Linked DNA regions of Mus musculus: region 1 is linked to region 2. A link is a loop called in an ENCODE intact Hi-C map of the cell type or tissue named here. Cell type or tissue: left cerebral cortex. All regions are shown on one strand. Links, peaks and the distances in the headings refer to the core of each region. The heading gives the core; the rest is flanking DNA. Region 1 overlaps Usp30 (ubiquitin specific peptidase 30). Region 2 overlaps Svop (SV2 related protein).

The links. Peaks named below come from ENCODE experiments on the same cell type or tissue, not always from the same donor. Only the 100,000 strongest peaks of a DNase experiment are listed, where the experiment ranks them.
Region 1: a loop joins it to region 2, with 2.1 times the contacts of the local background. A loop is called at or near these places in 7 of 42 quality-filtered maps.

Annotation. Positions count from the first base shown.
Region 1 is chr5:114,102,273-114,107,641 of GRCm38, reverse strand. It overlaps Usp30 (ubiquitin specific peptidase 30), which reads right to left. Exons shown (of 13, transcript NM_001033202.3): 2 at 5,150-5,259; 3 at 3,816-3,998; 4 at 1,791-1,894. Among named protein-coding and RNA genes, the nearest start is that of Usp30, 4.6 kb to the right of the region's middle. In left cerebral cortex, for the core only: a CTCF peak has its summit at 3,167 (motif pointing left); DNase peaks (open chromatin) are centred at 4,449 and 4,669; H3K27ac peaks cover 637 bases.
Region 2 is chr5:114,049,058-114,054,426 of GRCm38, reverse strand. All of the region lies in intron 6 of Svop (SV2 related protein), which reads left to right. Among named protein-coding and RNA genes, the nearest start is that of Gm16108, 14 kb to the left of the region's middle. In left cerebral cortex, for the core only: a CTCF peak has its summit at 2,123 (motif pointing left); DNase peaks (open chromatin) are centred at 1,785 and 2,066.

The DNA of each region.
Region 1 (5,369 bases), core at 90-5,089, 53 kb before region 2:
AAGAAAGAGAGAGAGAGAAAAAGAAAGAAAATGTGCCCAGAAGATCCAACTGTAAGGCATTTTCTTAATTAGAGAGTGATGTGGAAGGGCCCAGCCATTGTGGGTGGGGCCATCCCTGGGCTGGTGGCCCTGGGTTCTCTAAGAAAGCAGGCTGAGCAAGCCAGTAAGCAGCACCCTCCATGGCCTCTGCATCAGCTCCTGCCTCCAGGTTCCTGACCGCCCCCCCCATGAGGACAAGAGCTGCACTCAGGTGACCTCACTGACCCTCCCCATTCTGATTGGTCGAGTAAAGGCTGAGCTGATGACTGCACAGTGGAAGGGAAAGGTGGGACTGGAGGTCTGAGAGAGAGAGGAGGAGGGAGAGAGGATGGAGGAAGAGGAAGAGAAAGGAAGATGGAGCAGAACTACGTGGCCTGGAGAAGCCGCAAATAACAAGGGATCTCATAGCTGGGGAATAGATTAGTGATAGCTCTGCCCAATCCAGGCATATGACTTATAAATATAATAACTGGTTGTGTGTTTTTATGCCGGATTATTGGGGTAAGAAATTACCGCAGCAGCTGAGTGTGTGCTTCAGTGCTGCCAACACAGCAGGTGACAGGGAAGTCACTCTGCTTCTCTGAGCCTTACAGGCTGTCATGGGGGTGCACCCAGGTAACACTCAGGAATGACTGAGCCAGTGTATCTCCTACAGCTCCTGGTTTAGACACAGAGTGGACTGCCTGTCAGTGTGAGCTGGTCAGGACTGACTAGATGCTGAGGTGCTGGGCATGGCCAAGAGCAGGCGCTCTGCCTGCTGAAGAACAAGAGAACACAGACGCCCCCTCCTCCCCTCCTTCCCGCGGCCGCACCGCTGCTGCCCACACACTGCTGTGCACTGACCCAAGGGTCACTTGGTATAAGTCATCCTTGACAGAAGGTGGAACTTAGAAAAAGTCACAATGTCCTTGGAGCCAGTCTCTCAGCTGAGACACAGGAAAGATGGCTGAGTCAGAGCAATAGCTAAGGGTCATTTCCAAATGGAGACGGAAACACATCTAGCTCGCAAGTGCAGCCAGTGAGATAAACCTTCAGAGAGACACTCGTCACAGAGACACTCGTCACACACTTCGTGATGGAAACATGCCACAGGGCTGCAGATCAGTGAGAACAAGCGACAGAACCCTCCCGCTCCAGCCTCGTGCAGAGCTGCGGAGGGGCTGCCTCCCTGCCTCAGTCCAGGTCGGGATGCTGACAGCAGACAGGAGGAGCAGCTGGGGAAGGTGCGTGCAGCTGGAGCATCTCACCCCAGGGCCCCAGTCTGCTGGCCTGGGCCTCGGAGGGCGGCACAGCAGACTCCAAAGACCACAGTGAAGTTGCAAAAGGGAGGGCAGAAGATCCCGAATGAAGCCCGTGGCTGTGAGGTCTGGGGACAGTTTGAGCCTCCTCTGAAGCAAGGGTGAGGGCTGAAAGAGCGTCTCACACTAACCGTGCTCTCTCCCGACCCGAGGGCATCAGTGGGAAGCCAGCAGCTTTTCCCTTTGGCCACTGTCTAATGCCCCAGTGCCAGCGTCTGTCTACCTACTGAGTGACAAGTGCTGTGTCCTCTCTAGTGGGGACAGCAGTGAGACGCTGGCTCTCTGCTCACATCAGGAGATCTAACAAGAAGACATGCCTAGCATGTTCAGGGCCCTGGGCTCGATCCCCATGGCGTGTGCACACCCCCATGCATACGTGTCCATGCACCCCTTCCCCCAGTCCCTAGGTTAAAGGCGTCTGTCTCCCAGGTCTCCTGCTGTCGGAGTGCTCACCTGCTCCTCAAAGGACGAGATCTGCCATCTGTACATTCTCAGGACGTCCAGCAGACAGCTGGCGTCCAAGACCTCGTCCTCGGTGACTTCTTGGCAGGACAGAGCTGGGTACAAGAGAGGAAGACAACTGAGTCAGAGCATAAGAAAGTGCCACACATGCATGCAGAGGTGACAGTATGACAAGTGACACTGCAGCTCTCTCAAGTTCTTTGGAGCCTCACACAGTGCGGAGTGAGCAAGTCATGTTTGTTGAATGAATCTAAGATTTCAGAAAGTTACAAATTACCATCTGATAAAGAGGGATGTTATAAGCCGGCTGAGTATGGTCTGAACTCATAGTTCTCAAGGTTGGAAGGCACTCACTACCAGGGTGACCACTGCTGCAGCCTTTGCTCCTGCTTGTGTGCTCTTGACCACCAGGTGCTGAAGGGGCAGCTGAAGGCTTCACTTTAGAATCACAATAAAGCCCAACCAACAGAAAAGTCTGTGTGGCACAGTGCATAGGCCACACATAGTCCCTGCTACTGAGGATGCTGGGGTGGGAGGCTTTCCTGACCCCACGAGGGTGGGGCCAGTCCTGGCAGCAGCACAAGATCCCTTCCCAAGTAACAACAACAACAACGATGATGATGACGAATAACATAAACAAAAGAAAGATGCAGGTGGGTCTGCTAAGGAGTCACAGTTTTGTGTACACCAGCGCTCAGCTCCTTTCCCTGAGGACAGTGTGCTCTGCGCATGAAGCACAGAAGCAGCCATAGGCTAAGCACACACAGCCTGGATGCTGAAAAAGTGTCACTAGCGAGTTAGGCAGCTCGGGGCAGGAGGGATCCGCAGTGTTTGACACAATGCCTGGAGTTCAGAGCCCAGCACCAGCATCAGGGGGCTCGCCACCTCTGACTCCAGCTAAGAACCTGGCATCCTCTCAGGGCCATGGATACCCAGAGATGCACACAGATACATGAACAGTAAAACTCATCTAAGCAGGGTGTGGTGATGCACGGCTCGAATGCCAGTTTCAGGAGGCGGAGGCAGGAGGATCCCTGTGAGTTTGAGGCCAGCCTGGTCTACAGAGTGAACTCCAGGACAGCCAGAGTTACACAGTGAGACTTGTCTCAAAACAAAACAACAACAACAAAACAAAAACAAACAAAACAACAGGGAACCCACTGGCCACAGACTGCGACTGCCATTCTGACCACAGTGCAGGAGCACAGCTCAGTGCTGCTCAAGTGGGAGATAAAGGAAGGGTCACACAGACTCACATACACATGAATAAAAAATGAATCCCAGCACTAGGGAAATGACTTAGTGGTTAAGAGCACTGACTGATCTTCCAGAGGTCCTGAGTTCAATTCCTAGCACCCACACAGTGGCTTACAACCAACTGTAATGGGATCTGACGCCCTCTTCTGGTGTGTCTGAAGATAACCACAGTGTATTCACACACATAAAATGACTAAATTAATTAATCTTTTAAAAATTAAAAAAAAAAAGTGCCCACATCTTTTCCCAGACACTAACTGTGGCAGTGAGATTAGCAGGCCTGGCAGACCTGACCACATTGCACGGGCTCACTGAATGCTGCTAAAGTACCTTCAGGAGAGGTCAAGCTATCCCCTCCCCTCCTCTCCCCTCCCCTTCCCCCTTCCTCCCTTCCCCTCCCCACCCCCTATTAAACTGAAAGTTGTTTTTTTTTTTAATAGATAGTTCCATTTTTAATTTTTTTTTAAAGTAGGGCTGGTGAGCAGGCTCTGTAGGTAAAGGCACCAGCCCCCAAACCTCACAGCCCGAGTTCAGTCCCCAGGACCAGACAGTAGATGAGAACCAACGTTGTCCTGAGCTCCCTATGTGTGCTGCGTGCACACACAACAAATACAACTGTTTTCCCAATCTGATGCTGTCTCTTAGGTTCTCAGTGCACACCCCTCCCCCACAACGTCTTTTCCTACAAAGTGGCTCCCCTAAGCCTCTTATTCTGTCAGCTAGACACTGAAAATGGTCGTTCCCTCAGGTCCCCAGTACCTTTCAGGAGGTTCAGCAGTGTTAAGGACAGGCACTGGTGAGTGTGTGGCCCCTGCTGGTCCCTGGAGTACTGGGTGGTAAACTCTTCCAGCCACTTGACAAACGCAGGGCAGGCAGACAGGCCCTGCAGCAGCGAGTTCATGAAGCAGGTATTCCCCAGATTGACAAGGCCAGGCACAAGCCCTAGGGAGGGCGCGGGAGGAAGAGGACAATGCATCACTGGGGAGACCTTCCTTCCTCTTCCTCACGCTTCTGGGACCCGGCATCTATGCATGGAGCCCTCAGTCGGGATTTCACCCTGAGCGAGCCTGGGCACGGGACATGCTATGCTGTAGACTGAGCCGCAGTGTGGGCCTCTGTCTTGTGTTCTCTCTGAAACCCTTCCAGGTGCCCGGCGCAGATACGAAACGGATAAAAGCGGCAGCGGCAGCAGCAGCCATGCCTTCCTCCTTGCCTCATGCGCTCCTGGACGCTCTCTCCTTTAGTTAGAGAGCAGTGCCCTACAATAGCTGGCAACTGTACTGCCTCCCGGGACAGTGCTTTTGTTCTTCCCACGGCAACTGAGAAAGACACTGGTCAGTCTGCCTGCAGAGATAGCAGCACTGACTGGCTCACAAGATGCCCTCATTTCCTCTTCTGCCAAAACTCATGAGCTCAGTACACAGAGCCCAGGCTGGCCACCAGGCCTTGTTTAGAAACTCTTTAACATAAGAGTGCTCATGAAAACATGCAGGGAACTTCTCTATGACCATCCCCTCAGCTCCCCTCTCCCACTCCCTCCTTCCCTCCTGTCTCTCAGAGAAACCACTGCTGTGATGTAATCAGTCAGCTGCAGGACTGAAACATAACCACACACTAGTAACAACAATTGAGCCACTTGAAACACAATGGCCTGCCTTTTTTCACCCCCCTCCTCGGGATGGGGTCTTGCCTATGTCACACTCTGGCCTGGTACTTGCTGTATAAAGCACAGGCTGGATTCAAATTCATAGCATCCTCTTATTCCAGCATCCCAAGTGCTGGAGTTAGAGGCATGAGCCACTGGGCCAGCACAAAGCATGTCTTAAACTCACATGTAAGCTGGGAAGCAGAGGCAGATGAATTTCTGAGTTTGAGGCCAGCCTGGTTTACAGAGTGAGTTCCAGGACAGCCAGGGCTACACAGGGAAACCCTGTCTCAAAAAAAACAAAAAAACAGAGCCTTCCCACCACAGGGTGGGGAGTTCTACTTCGTAGACCATGGTCCTCGCTTTAAAGCTAAGAGGGCCAACCACTCAAACAGACAAGAGAGGCTCAAGTCAAACCCAAGACCTCGATGCAGGGCCCCATCCCTACCTTTTCTCCGCTTCTTCCTCTCTGTAATGGGACCCCAAATAACATAGATCCCTGCTGCCAGGGCAGCGGCAATCCCACCGATCACTCCCCAGTTCTTCATGACTTTGTATCTGAAAAGGAGAAGACGTGGACTGTCACTCTGTCTCCCAACAGCAGGCTGGTACAGACAGTGGCAGGAAGGTGACATGTTACATCAAAATAAGCCCTCCAACCAGCAAGC
Region 2 (5,369 bases), core at 195-5,194:
AATGTTGGATTTAAAAACCCTCACGGAAGAAGTGAGCATGTAGACCATTAGTCACTAAAGCATACAGAACAGCAGACATCTGGATAGCATCTGTACCTTGCTCTGGGCTATCAGCCATCCAGAGGTGGTTTACAGCACACCGAGATGTGAGCATGCCCGTCTCTATCAAATACGACATCATTTATGTAGGAGGGAGTTGAACAGCTTCAGGTCTAGCTACCAGCGCCAGCACCCTGGAGATAAGGGGGATGACTCTGTGTCCTCATTGCCTTGGAATGTGGGGATGGCCGTGCAGGGCCTCTGGAACCTGAAGCCACGTGGGACAGAACACCAGCAGCATCAGTATCCTTCAGTTAACAGCAGCACCAGCAGTGCCCAAAGGCCCTAAGAGAGAAGTCACAACAAGCCAGACCCAACTTTGATGGCCCGGTTAACATCCATACATCATGGCCTCCAGCAGTTACTAAGCTGTTGCGGTTGAGTGTGGGACTTTTGGCCAGTTGTGGAGGCACAAGCCTTTCATGCCAACACTTGGGTGGCAGAGGTAGATGGAACTCTATAAGAGTTTGAGGATAGCCGGGTCTACATAGTAAGTTCTAGGCTAGCCAGAGCCACAGAATAAGATCCTGTCTCAAAAACAAAACCACCACCAACAACAACAACAACAAAAAAAAACTTTACGGGATTCTTGAACAGTCCCGGCATGAAAGCTTTTTCTCTGTGAGCCAAGACCGGTGGAAGATGCTAAACTCAAGTCCACACAAATCCACCCCCACAGACTCCATGATGTCAGCAAAGACCACTGCAGCTTCAATGCCTTCTCAACTTTTAGAACAATCTTTCCTTTGTAATGGGAATACTGGTTTTTGTTTGTTTGTTTATTTATTTATTTATTTATTTATGTTGGTTTTTCAAGACAGGGTTTCTCTGTGTAGCCCTGGCTGTCCTGGAACTCACTCTGTAGACCAGGCTGGTCTCGAACTCAGAAACCCACCTGCCTCTGCCTCCTGAGTGCTGGGATTAAAGGCATGTGCCACCACACCTGGCCTGGAATGCTGGTTTTAAAAGGATATTCTGCATGCTCCATTCCATGTCCAAGCTGGAGCCTATCCATTCCTCAGACTATCAGTGCCAGGGGTGGCATAGCATACACATATATACACAGCATGTGATATGTATGCATTATATGTATATACATATATATATATTTATATATATATATATACACATACATACACACACACACATATACATATATATACCATGAACTTTACAATCACAACTCTCTGCTGGGGCTCCTTCGGGACAGTCTGGAGAGACAATCTAGGAAGGGCAGGTTCACCATGAATCAGTGTGGCGACATCACAGTCTCTGTAGACCAGAAGGCCTCGGTTTGAATCCTGACTCTGTGCTGTGATCTCAGGGGAGACCCTGATCCTTTCTCTGCATCAGTTCCTTTCTCTACACATGCCCTGTCAAAGGCTGCATCGCTGCAGACGAGACACTTGGCCACCTTCAAGTTTGCCCAGCAGGCCCTCAGTTTGATCCCTAGCACCCACAAATCGAGTGTGGTCTCTCAGACCTGTGACCCCAGCACTGAGGAGCTGGAGGCAGGAGGATTGCAAGCTCAGAGTCGTCCTTAGCTAAGTGACAGTCCAAGTACCTGACACCAGGCTTCCAAACAAACCAACAAACATTTTCCTATGAAGTCAGAGCTTGGCACCAGTCCAGTTCCCACAGGAACTGACGAAGTCAAATCCTGTGCAGGAGGATGACAGACAGAGTGTAGTGTGAAGGGGGGACTGACCATGAGGATCTAACACCCAGGCGTGGCTTCCTGCCTCTGGAAATTCATTGAACCTGTTCCACTCCCTCCCCTGACTTCCCGATGATGACTTCTCCTGACATCTATCTGAGTTGGCACCCGACACGTTTTCCTGGAGTGGAAAAGCATGATTTCACACAATCCAGGAATTAAAAAACCACTGGAGCTCTAAGCAGAGGCCATTAACAGGAACACAGCCAACAATCTGGGCCGGCAGCAGCTGGTGACCTGTGGCACAACTGTAGCCCAGCTCCCAGAATTCCTGCATATGGACCACTGGCCACCGAGCAGCGCCCCCTGGTGGCTGGAGGAACTGTAGCGGCTCAGGTCAAATTCCTCCTCCCTGGATGCTACAGCAGATGTTCGCTACCCTAAATGTCTGCTCACAAATCTCCTGAAAACAGCGCAGAGGGGCGCAGAGGTGATAGGAATCTTTAGCAGAGCTTGTAAACAAAGGAAGGATACTTTCAAACAATCAGAAACTTTGAGAAACTTCTGGAAGCTTATGAGTAAATGAAGACTTACAAGTGACTAGATCAAAGAAAAGACTACACCCCAAATTGGCTGCAGGGCACCTCATGAAGAAAGGCTTCTTCCCAGCGGCTGGGAGATGTGTCATTCCCAAAGTCCCTGGTACAGGGAGGGAGGGGAGCACACCAGGTGTTGTGTGACAGAACTTGTCCTGGAGACCTACACACCCCAGACTGGGATCCCACTACAGACTAAAGTAGAGCTACCACCTGAAGGAGACCTCTGCACAGCCAGGATTCCCTTTTGGAACCCTTAATTAGGCACAAACCACACCGGAGGACCTGTTTTCACAAGAAAAGTTAAAAGTGGCTGCTTTCTGGAGAAAAACAGCAGGCAAATGACCTCGCAGGTGTAACTTTTAAGAGAAAAAGGGAGGACTCTGTTAGAATGGGCCAGGGTGCGGTGAGAAGTTTTGATTGGGTATGTTAATTAGGTGAGCCAAAGGGGGGTTTGATGGCTGGACTTTAATACTTCGATAGCTGGACCTTGGAAGTCAGCTTCCGGAGGAGGAAGTGGCCATATAAGGGAACAGACCTTCGAGGCTAGTTTAGGAATGTAATCGAAGGGTTTTTAGCAAGGCAGAGGGAATGGGGGAGAAGGGCAAGGCCTGCCAGAGCCACACTCAACATATTCAAGCTGGCCAGGGTCCCTTTACCACCCAAGTCCATCTTGGTTTTATTGGGGTTACTTATAGGAATAGGGGTGAGGGGTTACTTACAGGTGCAGAAATGACTCCAAGATGGTTAGTTGCATCATCAAGGCTACCCCAGGTAGGGTGACAGCTCACAAATCTGGGGACTTGGAGCACACTGAACAGCCTGCAGGCAGCTCAAGAGGTTGGAGAAGTGTCCTTTCCAGGTGCTCCAGTTGGTTTAAACCTCTTTCCGGCAGCTCAGTAGGTCTCTCTTTCTTCCAGGCAGCTGGTCTCAGGAGTCTTCCTCACAGTTCAGCTTGGATTCGCTCCTCTCAGTGTAACGCTCAGATTTTACCATTTACTCCAGGGAGGGGGTTGGGGAGGGGCGAGGTGCAGTGAGTCTTGTAAGTTTCAGGGACTTCCTGAAGCTACACGGAGCTGTTTATCTTCCTGCTTAAGCAGCTTCCCTGTAGAGTGGAATGTTTCAGTCTTGGAGAAAACTGTTACACAACACTCCACCCTTTCCCCCATCTCTTAAATTCTTTCTGCCTCATCTTCTCCAAGGACCCCTGAGCCTTGGAAAGGAGTGATTATAGTTGTCCACCTATGGCTAAGAAACAGGCTAGCATGCCATAGTAACAGTCACTTGATCTTGGGAGCTTCACCAGTCAAAAAGGCACAATAATGATCTATAGGCATAAACACGCGTGTGGAAGGCAGATTGACAGGAACGTCACGTTCGTCTAGAAAAACCATAGAAGTGGCTTCTCCATTGTATCCTATGACCTTCCCAGCCATAGATCTTTATCCTGGATTGCAGTACCAGATACGAACTCCCTCTTGCAGAGCAGGTCTTAAATCCAATCAGAAGGCAGTTGTTCTTACCCACGACAGCTGAGCCACTATTGCACAAGCAGACACATCATGCCTGGCACATTTGTATTTCAGCACACAAGGTCCATAGGCAAGCAGGAATGTTGGTGGCCATTCTCCGCTTGCCTAGCTCCTTTGACACCATGAAAGCCAGCCAGGAGAGTGGGAGTTTCCAGCTCGCTCCGGGTTAATTTCTCCATGCCCTATAGTCAAAGTCCGAGCATGTGGTATCTTCAGTGATAGGGTCTTACTGTCTCGTTCTTGCACAGAGCCAACAGCAGTAGCAATAGCCTTTATGGTTTGAGGGGCCTGAGGGGCTCCTCTGGTCCATAGCTCACTTGGAGGTAGCCCGCCCTAGTCACCGAGGCTCCCATTCAGTAATCTTATGGCTTCGAAGAGGCTTATGTCCTTTTCCATCCATGTAGGGTACCTTTTGGACTCAGACTTCTTCACAGTTATCATTTTAACAACCTCCTTTTCTTCTTTCAATTAACTGAGCCCTAGTAGGATCGTAAGGCAAACGGAAATACCCCCGTACCTGTTTGCCTCTCCTTTGGCTTTCCAAATCTGCGGACCACTCATAGCTTAGCATTATGTCATCTACATGTCTGAACCTTTTCCAGAGTTTAGGCAGGACAAGGCAACGTGACCAGGAAAATCCCTGAAACCCTGTCCCATCACAAAGATGACCTGAATGTCTGCTGTCATCTGTTCTCAGCAGGTGTCAGGAGAGCCCAGAAGCTCAGAACTGAGACGGTACTAAAGTCAAACTTAGGTGAGGTTTAATACAGTGCACATGTGCCATCTGTTTGTATCCATTTGTATCAATTGCTTCCTCCAGAGGTGGAGGCTGGGTACACAGAGGCACTACTTAATTAGCTCACCTTAACCCTTGGTCAGTCTCTCTGAGATACTATGTTTCCATATCCCCGAAGCCTCCCTACTCTTCTCTATGTCTGACCTATTCAGTGAGCCTGACTTAATTTGCTCAGACCTGCTCAGGGTCACCGGGGCCAAGGCTCTGCTCTCTGCAGCTGCACCTGCTGGCTCACTGGGTCATGGAAGCCCTGGATTGGCACTGTGGATGTGGCTGTAGCTGTTGAGTCTCCATCCACCATACCCAGTTGCCCAGAGAGTTCCTGGCTGAGCAAACCATCTCCACCACTAGTGTAACCTTTTGATGGAGGTAAATAGACCCTCCTTAGTCTAGGGAGAGACTCCCCACCCTAGGACAGCTTGATCATCTTCACCTGTATTGCTCAAATCGGACATCTTCTGTGACCACTCCTCAGGCTGCAGAGTCTTCCAGAAGTCTTAGCACACGATTTCATTTTCTATTAGTTCTCTCCTTACGAGCTCCAACTCCACACAAACCTCATCACATTTGTCTTTGAGCAACCCAGACAGACTTCTTTCTCTGATTTACCCTTTAAACGACATCTCCACTAGGTGGTTCTCTCACCGCATGGACAGTCTTTACATGCAAAATCACGGAGATCTGCCGAA